Regions from separate parts of the Homo sapiens genome. Here region 1 is linked to region 2. A link is a contact called in ENCODE Hi-C data. All regions are on one chromosome and are shown on one strand. Each heading gives the region's core, a stretch centred on a gene start or an enhancer-like site at or near the end of the contact. The rest is flanking DNA. Distances are from core to core; before and after follow the strand shown.

Region 1 (2,700 bases), core at 189-2,688, 180 kb before region 2:
CACAGAGAAAATAGAAGTCAAATGCGGCGTCCTTGAGAATTGGCAAAAATTCAAAGGAAATGGATTTTAAAAGAAAATATTTAAAAATAAAGTGATAGCATAGTGTAACTTTCTTTATTGGAATGAGGGAAAACCCACTAAAATATAAAGCTACTTCAAGCAGAAGAGTATTTTCATCTTATTGCTTTCTTAGTGACCACACCCATCTCATTTTCTTACCTGGCTCAGTACCAGGCCCAGAGGGAGAGGTTTTAAATTTTTATTTTTTTTAATTGAAAACGGATGCTGCACCTTGTTTTTCAAGCCTGCATTTTTCATCAGAAAGAAAAAAAAAAGAACACCTCGCCAAGTATTAGTTTGTTACCTATGCAACCACATAAAACCTAGGAATCAAAACTTGGCATTCAGCTTTATAGACAGTCACACTGGAAAAATCAAGAAAGTCCCAAATAAGTTTGTTGTCTTCCCAGGACATCTCATTTCAAATTGTGTGTCTGATTCTCTCATCCATCTTCTCTACAGAGTTTCTTTTGGCGTTATATTTCCTGTATTGTCAGAAACGAAGCTACATTTAAAAGGTTAAATCAAATAAACCCAGCTACAAAAGGGTTTATAAAATAATCATAGTTGTGAACAGCAAGGAAAGAGGACAACCACTAAAACCATAAAGGGAATCCTTCATGGATGGCCGTGCTTTAAAGTTCACATGAGCTATGTAACATTAGATGCTTTTAAAATTCAGAGGACAAAGTACAGGCATGTTTGTGCATTTCTCTTTCATTTGACAAGTTTTTTTTAGTTAGGTCTGGACCAGATACTCTCTGCTGCTTGCACATGTGTAATTGAGGAGTTTGCTTTGGTAATGTTTTCCACTTTCAAACTTGTGTACTATCAAGAGGTAAGAACAATCCCACCTCCTTCTAAACCCCAAAGTGACACCAAATTCCGGCTTGATCTCCTCAGTGTCAGAACCAGCATCCATTTGAAATATTGTCCAAGCAACTTACTGGTATCTTGGGAAGCTGTTAATCACAGACTGCCCTGCCTTCTGTGAAACTGACAGCATTTGGAAGGCTGCTGGGCACACTAAATTTAAAAGTAAATGTTTGGCAGCTTCAGCCGTCCTCAAGTTTGGCAAGGAGAGTATAATCAACAAAGGGGCATTACTTTTAATTGTATTTAAAAATATAAGTCCCTGCAGTATCCAGAGCTGTGTGCTCTGAGAGGCCCTTGTGCTGTTTGCCCCTTTGCACCAGGGGGGATGCAGTTTATACAAGCAGGCTTTGTTTTAATTAGTGCAGCAAGCAGCCTCCCTCCCCACCTCCTCCTTTCAATGCTTCCAGTTTACAATTGTCCATAACCCCCTCAGCTAAAAATTGTTACCAAGAAAAATTCCACAGAAACCAAAAGAAAAGGGCCAGCAGAGACTGTGCTTTTAAAGAGCTTTTCCAGACTGACTCGGCAGAGCTGTCTGCAGGGAGTGAGTCGCTGAGCTATTATTACTCCAATGGGTTTCAGCTCCGGGGATGTCCCCCAAGGTTAACAAGATAGTTCCGTTAAAAATAACATTAAATTCTTCTCCCTACCCCTTCCCCCAAAAGGGGAAAAACAACAACATGCCCACCTTTTAATAACATTAAGGATCTGGTTTAAAGTGACAAAAGCCAGAAAATTCTAATTTAAGGGGGTTAGAATTCTATCTCCAAGCCACGTCTTTGAGGACGAATAAAATCCAGACTTAATGAGGTGAGTTAAGGATAAAGTGCCAGCTTTAACCCAGCATTACAGAGCTTTTGTGCCTCCTGAGGCAGGCTCTTCTGAATGTTGAAGCAGTAGATAGCAAAAATTAGTGTTTAAAAGAGAAACAACTTAAGGTGGGATGAGAAGCACATTGTATGAAATCGTAGTCTTGGACAAACGTTGTTTTACGTTTAGCAAAGAAAAGCACTTGGTTCTTGCGCGCTGATCAAAACCTTTGTCATCTGATTAGTTGTGCGAAGGATTTTTTTGTGCTGCATCTTTTTCCTTTTGATTTTCAACATTGCACACACCCACAAATTCAAGTCTTCATTTTCATTGAAATCATGTTGAACAATCACTCCTTTTATTCTTTAATTAAAAAAAGAGATGCTCAGGAGGGAAGATTTTGTAAAGTATTTGAAATTCATGCTTTGTTGGACCACTGGATTATAAAAGCTGTGAAGGTGTCATTAGAGACTTCGCATAATCAGTGACTGGGTATAGATCAATATCACTCACTCATTTCCAGGACAGAGACTGGTTTGCGACCTGTGTTCACAGTTTCCTTCAAGGTATACAACCATGTGGAGAAAGGACTTCTCAAATTAGGATTTTAAACTGAAGTATTTTCAGGTTAAAATGTTTACAGTCTTAAACTACTTTGATTCCATTATATTTGTGCATATTTTTAAAATATAAAATTTAAGCGTTTTTGAGAAGAAATACTATGTACTCGTGTGATATCAAATAAGCCTCATTTATTCACTTGGAAAATGAATATAATTTTTAGGCAATTATCAGTGTAATTTTTTTCTCCCTATTAAAAAAGAAAATTTCTGTTTCTTGTTTGCCTCTTTCTAACTTGTTTGTTGTAAACATCTCAAACTGACCTTTTAAACTCTAATTTTATGCTGAAATGAATATTTCCATTACTCCCAACACTGATATATCCATGGAGCT
Region 2 (2,700 bases), core at 65-2,564:
ACCAATGAAGATCAACTCAATCAAGTCAGTCTCTCTCTCTCCCGCCCCTGCTTTTTTTTTTTTTTTTTTTTTTTTTTTGAGATAGATTCTCACTCTATTATCCAGGTTGGAGTGCAATGGCACAATCTCAGCTCACTGAAACCTCTGCCTCCCGGCTTCCAGCGATTCTCATGCCTCAGCCTCCCGAGTAGCTGGTACTACAGATGCCTGTCAACATGCCCCCCTAATTTTTTTTTTTTTAGGAGAGACAGGGTTTTGCCATGTTGGCCAGGCTGGTCTGGAACTCCCAGCCTCATGTGATCCGCCCAAAGTGCTGGAATTACAGGTGTGAGCCACCACACCCAGCCAATGTCTCTACATCCATCTCTTTGATTTTACTCTTGACCAGTATTTCTCAAACGTCCTTTTACTTGAAGAAAAAAAATTTATGACTTCAATCCTTCTAAGTCACTTTTTGAATCACACAGCTTCTTATATATTTACAAATATAAAAGCAGGAATGAATCCATATGCTACAGATATTGGTGAGTTGCAGTTGTGGTCTCTGAAAGGTGGTATCCATGTAGTCACATTTTTCAAAATAAATAAAAGATCTGCTGAGTTTGATGAGGTTTAAAAAGGTATGAGTCCTATCCAGGACTATGATTTAGTCCTCACACATAGTCTACTAGCCCTTATAACCTTTTAAAAAATGTATGATTAATAAAACATTTTTCATTGACTTATTCCTGGAGCTTTGCTTCCATTGAGACCACCTGGGGCTTGGAGCACCCAGATTCTCTAGTGAGCTGATCTGAATGCTATGCCTTCAAATTGCCTACCTGAAGCCTCCACCCCTTCCTCAACTAAAGGATGAAAATCGAAGCCAGAAGTTCAAAATACACCTCTGATTTTGAAGAGGCTGTTGGGATTCTTAAATAACAACAAAAAGTAGTTTGGTGCTCTTCTCTGCACATGCTACAGTAAGCCTTTAGGGGAATGTTCTGAGAGTGATTACTGTCGTGGTAAGCAATGGTTTTTGTAGGTGCTGGTTTGTGGGGTGATTACTTGGGCTTAATCTCTTTCTCATGGGTAAATGTGAAGCCTCTCCAGTTCACATTTGTTATTCAGGCAGAAATCAACTGAAATTTGTCTATAAGAAGATATTGGGCTGGCCCCTGTTTTGCCTCTTAGCGCCCTTCCTTACCTATCCTACATGCAAGCTCCCCACTGGGAAAGGGCAGCTTCCTCCATGGGATCTGTCTTGTATCTTGTCTCCATATTGTTGCTGGGAAACCTCTTCTTGAAGTCAAGTGATAAAGTTGCACTTCTGTTTCCAATGGCGCCCGTCCAGCCCGAAGTGAGACTGGCTGCTTTGTGAGAGCTTCTCAACTGGGTCGCCAAGCACAGTAGTGCAGCTGGAAAGTGTTTTCTCACTGTTGTGCCCCAAGACTGCGGTTAGTTTCAAATTCCTATGAATGTGACTAAAAAATGTTTGTGTTTTAGCCACAATCACTAACAAATTACACTCAGCTATTCAACGCACAGACCAAAAGAGAGCCTGACCCCATTATCAAAACTCAAACCCAGATGGTGAGGAGTCCCAGCCTAATGAGGGCCTCTCAGTCATTTCAAACAAATTTCTTGTCAATCATGCCACATTGCATATGGGGGTCTTCTTTCAAAGACATCCAAGTTTGAGGACTCAGAGGCTTTCCACGGCTAAGCAATGCCTTCCTCCTAAAATTACTCATTTTTCAAGAGCTTTGAGAAAATCCTCTTCTCTCCTTTTCCTCCCTTCCTTCCCTAAAAAGAAAAAAAAAAATCTATCCTGTCTACACTAGACAACTTTATCAGACTCAAATATCAAAATTGGAGCAGCCAGAAAGTCTGAACTACATTCTTGGCTCACTCATCAGGGAAAGAAAAAAACAAAATGAACTCAGAAGAAAAAGAAAGACAATATCAAAAAGCTTTATTGAATAGTCTTCTGAATGTAAAATAAATTTACCAGAAACTGTAATTCCAGGATCCAATGCTCACTTTGATTGCAATAAAGAGTTAGAAAGAAAACCACACTGTTGTCTGGAACTTGACAAAGGTACAAAGAGAATCCCCTGTTTTTCCATCTTTCTAGATGAGATGCAGAATTTTGCCCTCTGCCCAAAAGGCTTTGGCCTTACAGGTCTGTCTTGACCCTGTGTTTGCTCCTGTTCCATTTGGTTCTTTCCTTACTCTCAGTGAATCAAAGCCTGACCTCTCCTTGGCTTTTTCTCCTTTCTCAATACTCCATGCACGCTTCTCTGACTATGAAGTGTCGCCCCTGATGTTCTCTCTGGCATCTCTTGCAGGCTGCCATGCTTAGTGGTAAATTCCCTCCCCTGGAGAGGCAGTCACAGCTGTGTGTCCTACGAAAGGACTGAGCTGCTTGCTGCGTGCAAAGTAGAAGAAAACCAGTGTAAATCGCAGTCCTAATTGCCCATATGGGAGATTTGCAAAGAAGGAAGTGAGTACAATGAAAGAGCAGGGCAAGTCGTAAGCAGAAGGCTGAGACCGGAGTGCTGAGGGAAAAGCAGCCACCATATCAAGAAGTTCAGAAATTGTTTCTGCTACTGCTGCTGAGGATTCAAAGAGGGTTTTAGAATAAAACAAAGTCCGCTGGTGTGAGGACTGAACTCCATTTTCTGTGTGAGTCTGAGTAAAGAGAAAGATAAACAGAAC

Evidence for each region. A loop is a pair of places that touch in the nucleus more often than their neighbours do. Pooled maps may share reads with other maps.
Region 1: a loop to region 2 is called in a map of heart right ventricle, with 3 times the contacts of the local background. The contact joins two enhancer-like sites. A Hi-C loop is called at or near these places in 3 of 168 maps with a recorded cell type or tissue (Right ventricle myocardium inferior, gastrocnemius medialis and heart right ventricle) and 4 of 50 pooled maps.

Annotation. Positions count from the first base shown.
Region 1 is chr9:13,606,898-13,609,597 of GRCh38, forward strand. No RefSeq gene overlaps it. Among named protein-coding and RNA genes, the nearest start is that of LINC01235, 180 kb to the left of the region's middle. Within about 2 kb of position 1,439, at least 5 of the 41 ENCODE cell types and tissues checked have a DNase peak (open chromatin) inside an H3K27ac peak, as active enhancers do; they include gastrocnemius medialis and heart right ventricle, where a contact is called at or near this core.
Region 2 is chr9:13,784,982-13,787,681 of GRCh38, forward strand. No RefSeq gene overlaps it. Among named protein-coding and RNA genes, the nearest start is that of LINC00583, 140 kb to the right of the region's middle. Within about 2 kb of position 1,315, at least 7 of the 41 ENCODE cell types and tissues checked have a DNase peak (open chromatin) inside an H3K27ac peak, as active enhancers do; they include gastrocnemius medialis and heart right ventricle, where a contact is called at or near this core.